2 separate regions of the Homo sapiens genome follow, and region 1 is linked to region 2. The links are chromatin loops, found by intact Hi-C in ENCODE. Cell type or tissue: ascending aorta. All regions are shown on one strand.

The links. A loop is a pair of places that touch in the nucleus more often than their neighbours do. Peaks named below come from ENCODE experiments on the same cell type or tissue, not always from the same donor. Only the 100,000 strongest peaks of a DNase experiment are listed, where the experiment ranks them.
Region 1: a loop joins it to region 2, with 2.2 times the contacts of the local background. A loop is called at or near these places in 2 of 110 quality-filtered maps.

What each region holds. Positions count from the first base shown.
Region 1 is chr10:77,002,530-77,007,529 of GRCh38, reverse strand. All of the region lies in intron 18 of KCNMA1 (potassium calcium-activated channel subfamily M alpha 1), which reads left to right. Among named protein-coding and RNA genes, the nearest start is that of KCNMA1-AS1, 120 kb to the right of the region's middle. In ascending aorta, a CTCF peak has its summit at 2,389; no DNase peak of the experiment used is centred here; H3K27ac peaks cover 1,786 bases.
Region 2 is chr10:76,309,695-76,314,694 of GRCh38, reverse strand. The region is part of intron 5 of LRMDA (leucine rich melanocyte differentiation associated); the gene reads right to left. All of the region lies in intron 2 of LOC112268057 (a long non-coding RNA gene), which reads left to right. Among named protein-coding and RNA genes, the nearest start is that of KCNMA1-AS1, 580 kb to the left of the region's middle. In ascending aorta, a CTCF peak has its summit at 2,750 (motif pointing right); DNase peaks (open chromatin) are centred at 2,793 and 4,420; H3K27ac peaks cover 2,867 bases.

The sequences.
Region 1 (5,000 bases), 690 kb before region 2:
TCTCTGTATGAGAAGTGCTTGCTAGATAATTAATTGGTTACTCAACTTTGGGACTGTAAGTATCTCAATTGTCTTACTGGAGACAAGTATTTGCACAGTGGTAATTATTATCTGCAGTCTATGAAGTTCCCTTGCTTTACAACAAAGTTTTTCTTTTAGTCAGTACTCAGTAGGACACACCCAGTTGCTTTATGAATGTTAGTCAGACATCTTGGAAGATCCCTTTACCTGTTTAAGGCAGAAAAGCTGACTGGAGGAGAACATTCCATTTCAGCAATGAGCAATGTATAAGTCTGAACAAGTCAATACAAGTGTCTGAACCTCTAACTTACTCAAGGAATAGGATGCCCTTTTACTCAACAAGATGTGGCCATTGAGGAGGAGCTTTTAAGGCCAGCATTGAGCTTTGGGTCTTTATTCATGTTTGTAAGGCTCTACTGAAAAGGAGACCCAATCTGTGGAACAGTTCAGTCCAATGGCTCTGGAATTTGGAGAAGATGTTTCAAATTCAGTCCCCTCATTCCTTTGCAGCAAAAGAGGCAAGTTGATCATCTGATTTTGGTTAGTCATCAGTGTTTGGAGGGTATAGATTGCTCACTTTAAAAACAAAACACAATGATGACCTTCTTCAATTCAATGCACAGTCTTGCCAAAATCGACTCTGTGGCTTTCTTCATCGACAGAACCCTTTAAACATGGCTTGAGGGCATGGCCCACTTTCATACCTGCAGAGCTGCATACTAAATTGAATGGTCCTTCAGAATTGGAGAGAAAATGTGGTGTCAATCAACCAACAACTCTAGTGCCAAATACTTCTGCCTTCCTCAGCCACAATACAGTCATTAGGGGCAGAATCAACTAGCTCAGTGTGCTCTGTGCTGCTGACATTAACTAGCTTTTTCTTTCTCCTCTGTTTTTGGAAAACCACCTGGAAGACCTTTCTTCTTACTCCAGAAGGTAATGGGAGGAATTTTGCTAAGTGAAGACATCATTTCTCATTTATAGGACTTGAAAGAATATTCTCTGATTCCCAGTGCCACATCAAAGGCCTCACCTTAAATCCTGGTGGACTTTTTCTTCCGTGGATATTTTTATTAGTAACGTTAGTTGCTGCAGAGCCCATGAAGAGTAGCTCCATGTTTCTTGCTTGGAAATAATCCCTCCTTCATTTGACTGATTTTAAAAGTGAGGCTGTGACCTGAAAAGTATCTATTGATTGAATGGCAGATGTTTTTTTTCTTCCATCCCAGTCTTCCCTTGAATTTGCTCCATTTGAAATCTAAAACATTTTCCCCAGCAGTTGGAAAACTCCACCTGGGCCCCTCAGTCCAGTACTGCTTTTTCCTGCCTCTTCCAATCCACCCTGGAAATTAAGATTCTGCATTGGAAATTGGCTGACAATTTGGTTGCTGATGCAGGTGGCAGATGGTGCTGAGGATAGGATGGAATCCAATTCTTCCTTCCATTCCAGGCTTGGCTCAGAAAGGCCAGCCAGCAGAGAACCTGAGTTTGACAGCTGATTATCCATTTGACTCAAGGAAAGAGCAGTAACTGAGCTGCATCTTCACCAGCCACTTTCCAACAGGTTTCTGGTCTCATGATCATGGCCTTTGAGAATAGAGGAAAAGTTGTCCAAGAACACTTCTGAGAAGCCTTTTTGTTTTAAACACTCAAGAGTAAACAAATAGTTTTGATGATGTCCATTAGGGAAATACTTCTATTTTGTCTCTGTAAATAGTACTATGAAGTTATGATGGAAATGTTGGTTGAATATCCACTTCACTGTGGTGAAGAAAAGCACATAAAAGCTTTTTCTCAAATTGTGAAACTGCCAGGACCTAGGTCTTCGGAGGAAGGTGAGACTCAGGGTCAAATTCTTAGCAACCACATAACCTCATAGAATCCATGGCCCTGGTCCAATAACAAGAACCTTATGATGTGAACCAGAGGGTAAACTGAGTCCCTAGAGCCTTGTATTTCTGCTTTCCTAGAGTTAAGTTGGCCTATCGGGGCAGTTAATTGAGCATGAAGTTTCAAGAGCCCTAAGATGGAATGACAAGTAGCTTTGGTGTTCACACTTGCCAGAGACACACTCTTGTCTGCTCCCAGTCTCAGGAAGCTGCAGCAGGGCTTTAAAAAGGAGACGCAGTCAGCTGCCACTGAAATAGTCCTCCTGTGCCAGCTGTGGCTGCAGACCCTAGGCTCATCTCCTAGGACCTCTCACCCTTTCACTGCCCCTACCCCTAATCATCTGCTGTGGATCATGAGAAGCCATTGAATTGAAATGACACTGCATATATTTCAATTCTCAGAGACAGCAGGGTCCTCTTTCTGCTCCTTTTGGAGAAAGGCTAGTTCCAACTGCCCATGAACTAGCTGCTCTTCCACATTGATCCACTAGATGTCCTCATAGATCTACTTTGTATTACCATTGACATCCTGGGGAAAACCTTGTCTGAGAATTGGGATTTGGGAAGGGAACAATGGGTGACTACGTAAGAAAGAAAATTAGCAAACACCAAAGGAGAGAGGATGCTTTGTGTGGCCAGGGAGTAGATAAGAAACTTACTTCTGTTTGAAATAAATCCTGAAATTTTCAAAGTTGCACTTTGAGACCTAACCTTGGGAATTTAAAGTGGAACTCTTCATATCTAAAATTAACCTTCTAACCTAAATCAGCTCTAGAAAAGGAAACAGTCACTGAGAAATGGAAACAAAACACCAGTGGTTCTGAATATCCATGATTCACTGTAACAAAATTGAAGGGTTAGGAAGCCAGAGAGAGTTGAGAGAGATGAGGGGTGGTAATTTCCAAATTAGGAGGTCCATGACTTAACTTTGATATAATTTAATTTTACAACTTAAGAGTATAATTTTACACAGAGAGTGTTCAATTCTTCTGGAACATCTACCACCAGGGAGACAACTCCTCATCAGCTTTTAGTTAAAGAGTTTGTTCATGATTTGTATAATGGCCCAGAGGAGAGCTCTTCCTGGCCAGTACTCATATCCTTCAAGCCTGATGAATCGCTCCACCAGATGGGAGGTCTTACCTTTTAAGAAAGTGGACCCAGAAGTCTCTAGGTGAAGATACCTGACAGGGAGTCAATGGAAATGGACTATGCCAGCAGTAGCGAAAAAGAGCCACCTTCCCAGTTGGTGGCACCTTGATCTAGACATTCTGATTCATGAAGGTTTGTCAACATGTGGGGCTCAATAGTTTTTAACTGTTTCTGTCTTGTCTTTGAGCCTCTCATTGATCGTTCTTGCTGATTTTGTGTGTGTGTGTGTGTGTGTGTGTGTGTGTGTGTGTGTGGTGGCACTTGTTTGTCTTTTGAGATTTCTATTTTGCATTTGGTGTGAGTGTAAAAATGATTGGGAAGGAATGACAAGTAATAGCATGTTTTCTTTTTTATGCATATGCTGCTTTGGAATGTGACTGCTTATAATTAACAGTTAATCTTCTTATAGCACATGGTTTTTTGCTGCTTCGATTACCAGTTTCAGCCTGTTCCTGCATGCTAACAATAAGAAATTTTAGAACAATGCATGGTCGCCAGAACGGCTAACAATAACAGTTGCAAACAGTCCCTGAGAGCCACTGGTTTGTCACTGTGTTTCCTCCTGAACTCATATCAAGGAGGAGGTTTACATCACCCATTCTGATCTGTTTGCCTCTGAACAAATAGTTTCAAAAGTTATTTCATCCCCATCATCCCTCCCCTTATCCTTAAAGACGGTATATTTATAAGAACTTTCTTTCTCCACAAATGTGTCAGATTCTATTATTGTACATAAACCCAAAATGGCAGTATGGAAATGAAAACCAGGGACCGTTGCTAATGAGAAGCATAGCATTCCAGAGTTTGATGGGCTTCTCTTCTGCTACAGCATTTGATTAAAAAAATTGTTTTTCAAAATGATTTATCTACGGTGAAGCAAAAAAATCATCCTTGTTTCCCTCTTCTGTGTAAATAACAAATCAATATTTCCAGTAAAAGAAATAAGAAAGAGAAAACAAGGGAATGTCTGCAGATTGTATGCCAGATCCGGATGCATTTAAGATAAATTTATGTTCATGTCTTTAATTGAAGACTTTTTTCCCTTTCTTGACTTCAGCCGTTGCTGTTTGTTTGGGATGTCTGGGCATTCACACCATGCCTTCTAAATTCCTCTGATTCAAATGCTATAGTGGAACTTTTTTATTTTTTATTTTTTTTTGGTAAAAGCTAAAGCTCAAAGGAATGATATACCACCATTGAACAGGGCTGGGGCTGCATGATGATCTGAACAACAGACTAGCTAGGACACTAAAAGAACACGTCACTAAAAATGTGAGCCAAGTTTACAAGAATGGAGTTGCTGCTGAAGAGATCTCTCATTCATCTCCCCCAGTGCCTGTTCTTCACAATCATAACGTTACCCTTGCTTGACAAATATACTGTATGGCAAGTCATAAAGGTCTTAGAACAGGACTTGACCCATTTGAGAGATTTAAACCCCTCTTCCTGGTGACTGTAACATTCAAAGAGGGCAAAACCACAAGCCATATTTTAAAATAAGAGTGCAACCATTCTCTACAAAGAAAAAGAAAGAGTGGGGGAAATGACTTTCAAAATGGAAGGTGTGGGTGCAGGGAATAACACCTCCTCAGTTTAGGTTTACCATTTGGCAGTAATGCTTAGAATAAATGTGAATTCTTCTCCCACCTCGTGAGAGAAGCAGGCCAGTTCATGATAAGTGATAAGCAAACATGTTTGCCTGTTGTAGCATCAAAATGAGGTACAAAAACCTTCTCTTGTACTGAAATATAAATTGGCTTGAAAGGCAAAGGTGAAGGGCATTGGAAACTACGATGCTGACTTCCAACAACTTTTATAGGTTACCACTCAGTTTGGATCCCCAGGCAGTGCAGAACCTACCATACCAGCTTTAGAAGAGCTATCAATGCTGCATGCAAATTGCATTAAGATATTTCACGTGGAACCTATTCTTCTATT
Region 2 (5,000 bases):
ACACTTAAACTTGAATAAATTACCTTATTTAACAAGACTCCTCACTTCTTAATTATTTTACAAAATTTTACTGTTATTTATGCTCTTGAAATTGAGTCTACTGAATTTGTATGATAAAAATACTATATAATGATGTGCAGTCACTTTCCAACTCTTCAGTGATGGCACTTTGTAGTTTGACATTGGCCACTGTGGGAGTATTTGCAGCAGAAACTGGCAAATGCTGCAAGTGAGAGCTTGATTCATTGGTGTGCTTATTTGCTAAACTTAAAGTGATGGAGAAAATGTTAATGTTGCAGATAGAACCTAAAAGAATGTTGTGTGACTGGGCACGATGGCTCACACCTGTAATCCTAGTACTTTGGGAGGCCAAGGTAGGCAGATCACTTGAGCCCAGGAGTTGGAGACCAACCATGAGCAACATGGCAAAATTCCATTTCTTAAAAACAACAACAAAAAAAGGATGTTGTGTCGTAGCCTAATGGTAGCAAAATATTAACTTGTGCTCCATACCTCTTTGGCTAAATATAATTGCTTATTTATAGATAGGATGTTCTGCCTTTATAAAAATTACCTGTGGTATTAGTATATTCCTTCTCATTTAATAATCTTTTCTTAATTCTTTGAGAAGTTGCTTTGTTGGGTATTGCAAGGCATTGTGAATAGCACAAAAAAATTGAAAAAATATTCTTCCAATATTCAAAAACTATTATCCAGTTCAGCAAAGTAGTTTCTTATGTCATTAACAAATGAGTAAAGTTCTGACATACTCATTAAGATAAAGGAATATCAAGTGGGAACTACAGTTGTTCATCAGTTGCAACCACAGATACGAGATACAAGAGTTTGGCCAAAATCATTGAAAGTATCTGTGACAATTAAGTGATTGTATGGAATTTTTTAGAAACAGTATTATATATTCAATTGTTATTTACTTTTAATTGTGTTCTACACATCATTTATATAACTAAAAAATGCAATATATTATATATGCATGTGTATACACACACACTTTTTTTCCCAGAGACTTGGCTGTTAAGCATTTACCTACACACCACTACATATAACACTTTTCAACTAGCTTCTAAAGTATGTTTCAGGCAATGGAGAAAGGGCTATTTTATAGTCTAGGAATGGAAAGAACAGTAAGAAAAATAACTAAGCTTCAAGGATTCTGTTCTTGACTAATTCACAATTTGTATATTGTTTAACTCTCTGTTTTCTGTGCTCTGATGCCTTATTGATCAAGATTTAGAGCCAGGCTCCATCTTGGGCAATTGACTTAAACTCTTTAAGCCACATTTTGACTAACAGTGATAATGGTAATAATAGTCACAATCATGATAATGATAGTTTAAAAATGCTAACGTTTATTAGCATTTTTAATTAGTACTTACTTTGTGTCGAGAACTGCGTTAAACACTTTCCATGTATTGATTTATTCAATCTTCACAAAGTTTCACGAGGAGTCACAACTCCTAGTTCTGTTTTACAGATGAGGAAGCCGAGGACCAGAGAAATTAAGTCCCCTGACAAAGCTCTCACTTAAGTTCTTGGGTAACTACTCCTTGGCAGAGCTGGGACACAAATCCAGGCAGTTTGCCTCCAGTTGCTGCTGTCTTGGCAATTACAATGTTATGCTGCCTCCCTTCCCAATAAAGGTAAATGTTAAATAAGGGTAAGAAACAACCATCTTAGCCACTGCTCATGGATGTTAGCTATGATTTATTCTTACTTCACTCTAATTTTGTTTAATATCTTATCTCTTCAACTGGACTTTAAGTTTCTTGAGAGGTAAAGCTCATGTTGTATAGCTTTTTCTGCCCTTCACAGTAGCCATGACAGAGACATGCCCATATTTCATAATTAAATAGGCATTATATGAATTAATTTTGCTTCTCACTTGTCAAGCAGAAGAGCACTACTGAGATCCCTTCTGGGAGCAAAAATTGTGAGATCCCTAGCTTCATTATAATCCGAATTCATCCATCAATTCACTGCATTATTGTGATGCTCTAACAACATTTAGATGGTCTCATCTAACTCAGACGAGAAGGCTACACGTGGCATATCTCAACTGGGTTTGTAGGACTGTCTTAAAAATGATATTATGTCATGGTAGTCCTAAGGGCTTGATTTATTTTGGCTTAAAAGAAGGAACTTGCCTCATGTGTCTCTTTTCCTCTCACGGAGGTTTTTTTTAATCTTGAGGGCTACGGGTCAAGTTCTGTCCTTGGAACCAAAGTACTTTTCCAAAATGAGTTGAAGCCAGCTCTGTCAGGCTAGGCCAGATCTGCTGTCAGTGCCTTTCCCAAATACATCAGACCCTCTGCTTGTAAAAATAAATTGATACCAATGCAAGAAATTTATTAGGAGATGACAGCCCAGTTCATAATGGAAATATGGAGAAAATATCATCCTTCAAAACTGACAGTTTATCCATCATGCCTCAGATTCCTGAGATATAAGCAGACACTGTCACATGCAATCAGCTGAGGACACATCTTGGATTTCCTTATGACAGGAAACTCTGATATAATCCAGAAGTAGGGAAGGACTCGCACTGCCCTTAATGTGCTCAGCCATAAATTTTTAGCATTAGCAGGAGAAACATGTAGCCAAGGAAATGAATGATGGGGGAAATCAGGAGGCCTGGGATTCTCAAAGGCCTCTTCTTTTCTCTTGGGGATGATGAACTAGGGATAGGGGTCAGAGAGGGTTACTGCACCACCATGAGGGACATCAATACCCTGTTATGTGTAAGCAGAGCCAACAGGTGGCAGGGCACCACTGCATACATACCACAGTCTGCTCTGTGTGAGGTTTGGGGACCTGGTCATCTTGCCCTGCTAACTGTTCAACTGTGGCTATTTTGCTTAGCTTCTTATTTATATTAATGAACTTGAGACAATTTAAGAGGGCCATTTTAATTAGGAGTAAATGCAAGTATATTTGTGGGGATCACAAGAGGCCTGATCTTTGCAGGCTTAATGAGGCGACCTACCCAACCCCATATGAAATAATTGTGTATTGTATTAAAAGCCGCTTTGGAAAATATAATCGTGGTAGTAAATTGGAATGAAATGAACATGGTATTAAAGGGGGAAAAATATTTACTGCCAATTTTATGGGGCCTTAAAATATTTATGTTTTAAACTTGCATTCTTTGGAGATTTGCTGAGTGTTGCTAGAGCTGGGAAACTTTTTTAATGAGATACGTGCATATTTTTCAAATTTACAGATCTTTTTTCACAAAAATAGAAAGTCATAAATGTGAAATGGAAACCTAAACAAGGCAAGTGCAGCCTTAATGGCCTTAGATTCTTAATTGACTCTTCATATTAGAAAAAATTAAAAGCACAGGAAATTTCATTTAAATGTGTGAATAATATGCAAGGAACTTTTGTTTTATGTCAGTTTCTATCCGATTAAAGTACAGAGCATTAGCATAAATGTGATAACCCAAATAAACTTGAGTTTTGCTGCATTTATGTTAAGTGGGCATGAATAGGATACGTGTGCATTCTTGGGTTACTTAAAAACAGAGTCAAATACTGGCTTTTGTTCTGCTTCCCAAATGAATCTCTAAGAACAGCAGGGAAATAAATTACATGTTGATCAAGTCTTTATTTCTTTATTCATAGGTACCAGGGGTTGAAAAAAAAATGCAAGTGAGTCTATAGTTCTCAGACACTGAATCCCTCTTTAAATGCTCTCACTCTTTGCAAGAGGCAAATGAACTTCTAATTGTTCACATTTGTTTCAGCCAATCTTCCTGATTCCCTTTCTCATGAAAGACCTAAAACTCTGTTGACTTTACATGTCCAAATTAAATATATCTGTGTTTTCCTTTTGCTTTCAATAAGAGTGCATGCCAGCATGACTTAACATTCATCCAGAGTTTATTTCAATATTAGTGGAAAACAAGCCATTTTTCAGTTTAATGAATAGCATCAGTGTCTCCCTTTTAACCAAAAATATGGCCTTAAACTTGATGGATCTCACCAGAAGGCACATTTTCAAATTATTTTTCTATTGGAGGTTATGAATATCGTTTCCCAAATTATTGTGACAGCTGTGAGGGGAAAGCCTGCATCACAGATACAGCAGCTTAGAAACAAAACTCAGACCTAACAAAATGGTAGTTTCCTTTGTGAAATGAGAAAAGGGGAATGGAAAAGGAAGCATGAACCGCATGGGAGGGAAAAAATACCTCTTTTGAGACTTATGCAACAGGAGAAGAGTCATGTAAAGGCCCTGAAATTCCCATACTTTTTTTGTTACTACCATTTTTGTTTCCCAATCATTCTAAATTGGGAAGGTAAAGGCTGAGCATTACTGATTCAAAAAACCTCCAAGAGGACATCTGATATTTCTTCCTTATTAAGGATGATGGAGTGTAATTGATGTGCCTGGAGCCTGGCCAATTCCAACTTTTTTGAGAATGCCGCTTAATGTGCGGACATTATTTTTGGACTACTGAACGCCAGAAAATAATGAGCTGGCATTCAGCTTTGGTGAATAAGACCCTGAATTTTCATCTAAAAGCAGTTTTGAGTTATTGCTGTAGATAAGGTGTAACTGTGCAAGGGAATTTTATCCATGTTTCTCCCATGAATCATAAATGAGGAAAAAAATTACAGTCTAAATTGCACTTAAAAGGAATAAAGTCTTTTCATGTCATACATGATTTATCAAAATGATCTCATTTTAAGGGTACTGTGGTGTATCTTGATTAATCGCATTAGGAAGCGTGATGAATGGCCTCTTTAATGGTAACACAGGATTTATTGGCAGCATCCAGACTTGAACCAGAAGGGTAAGAAGTAAAACATACAACAGATAGCTAATGCAGATAGGATGTCAGTAATGCGCTGGCTTGTTGTAAAATTATACCAGGAGCCTTAGTTTCAGGAGCTTCTGAAACTGCCAGAGGGTGGACAGCAAACAAGTTTTGTACAGGACCTTGGGTGCCACCTCAAATCCAGTCTGACCCTCCC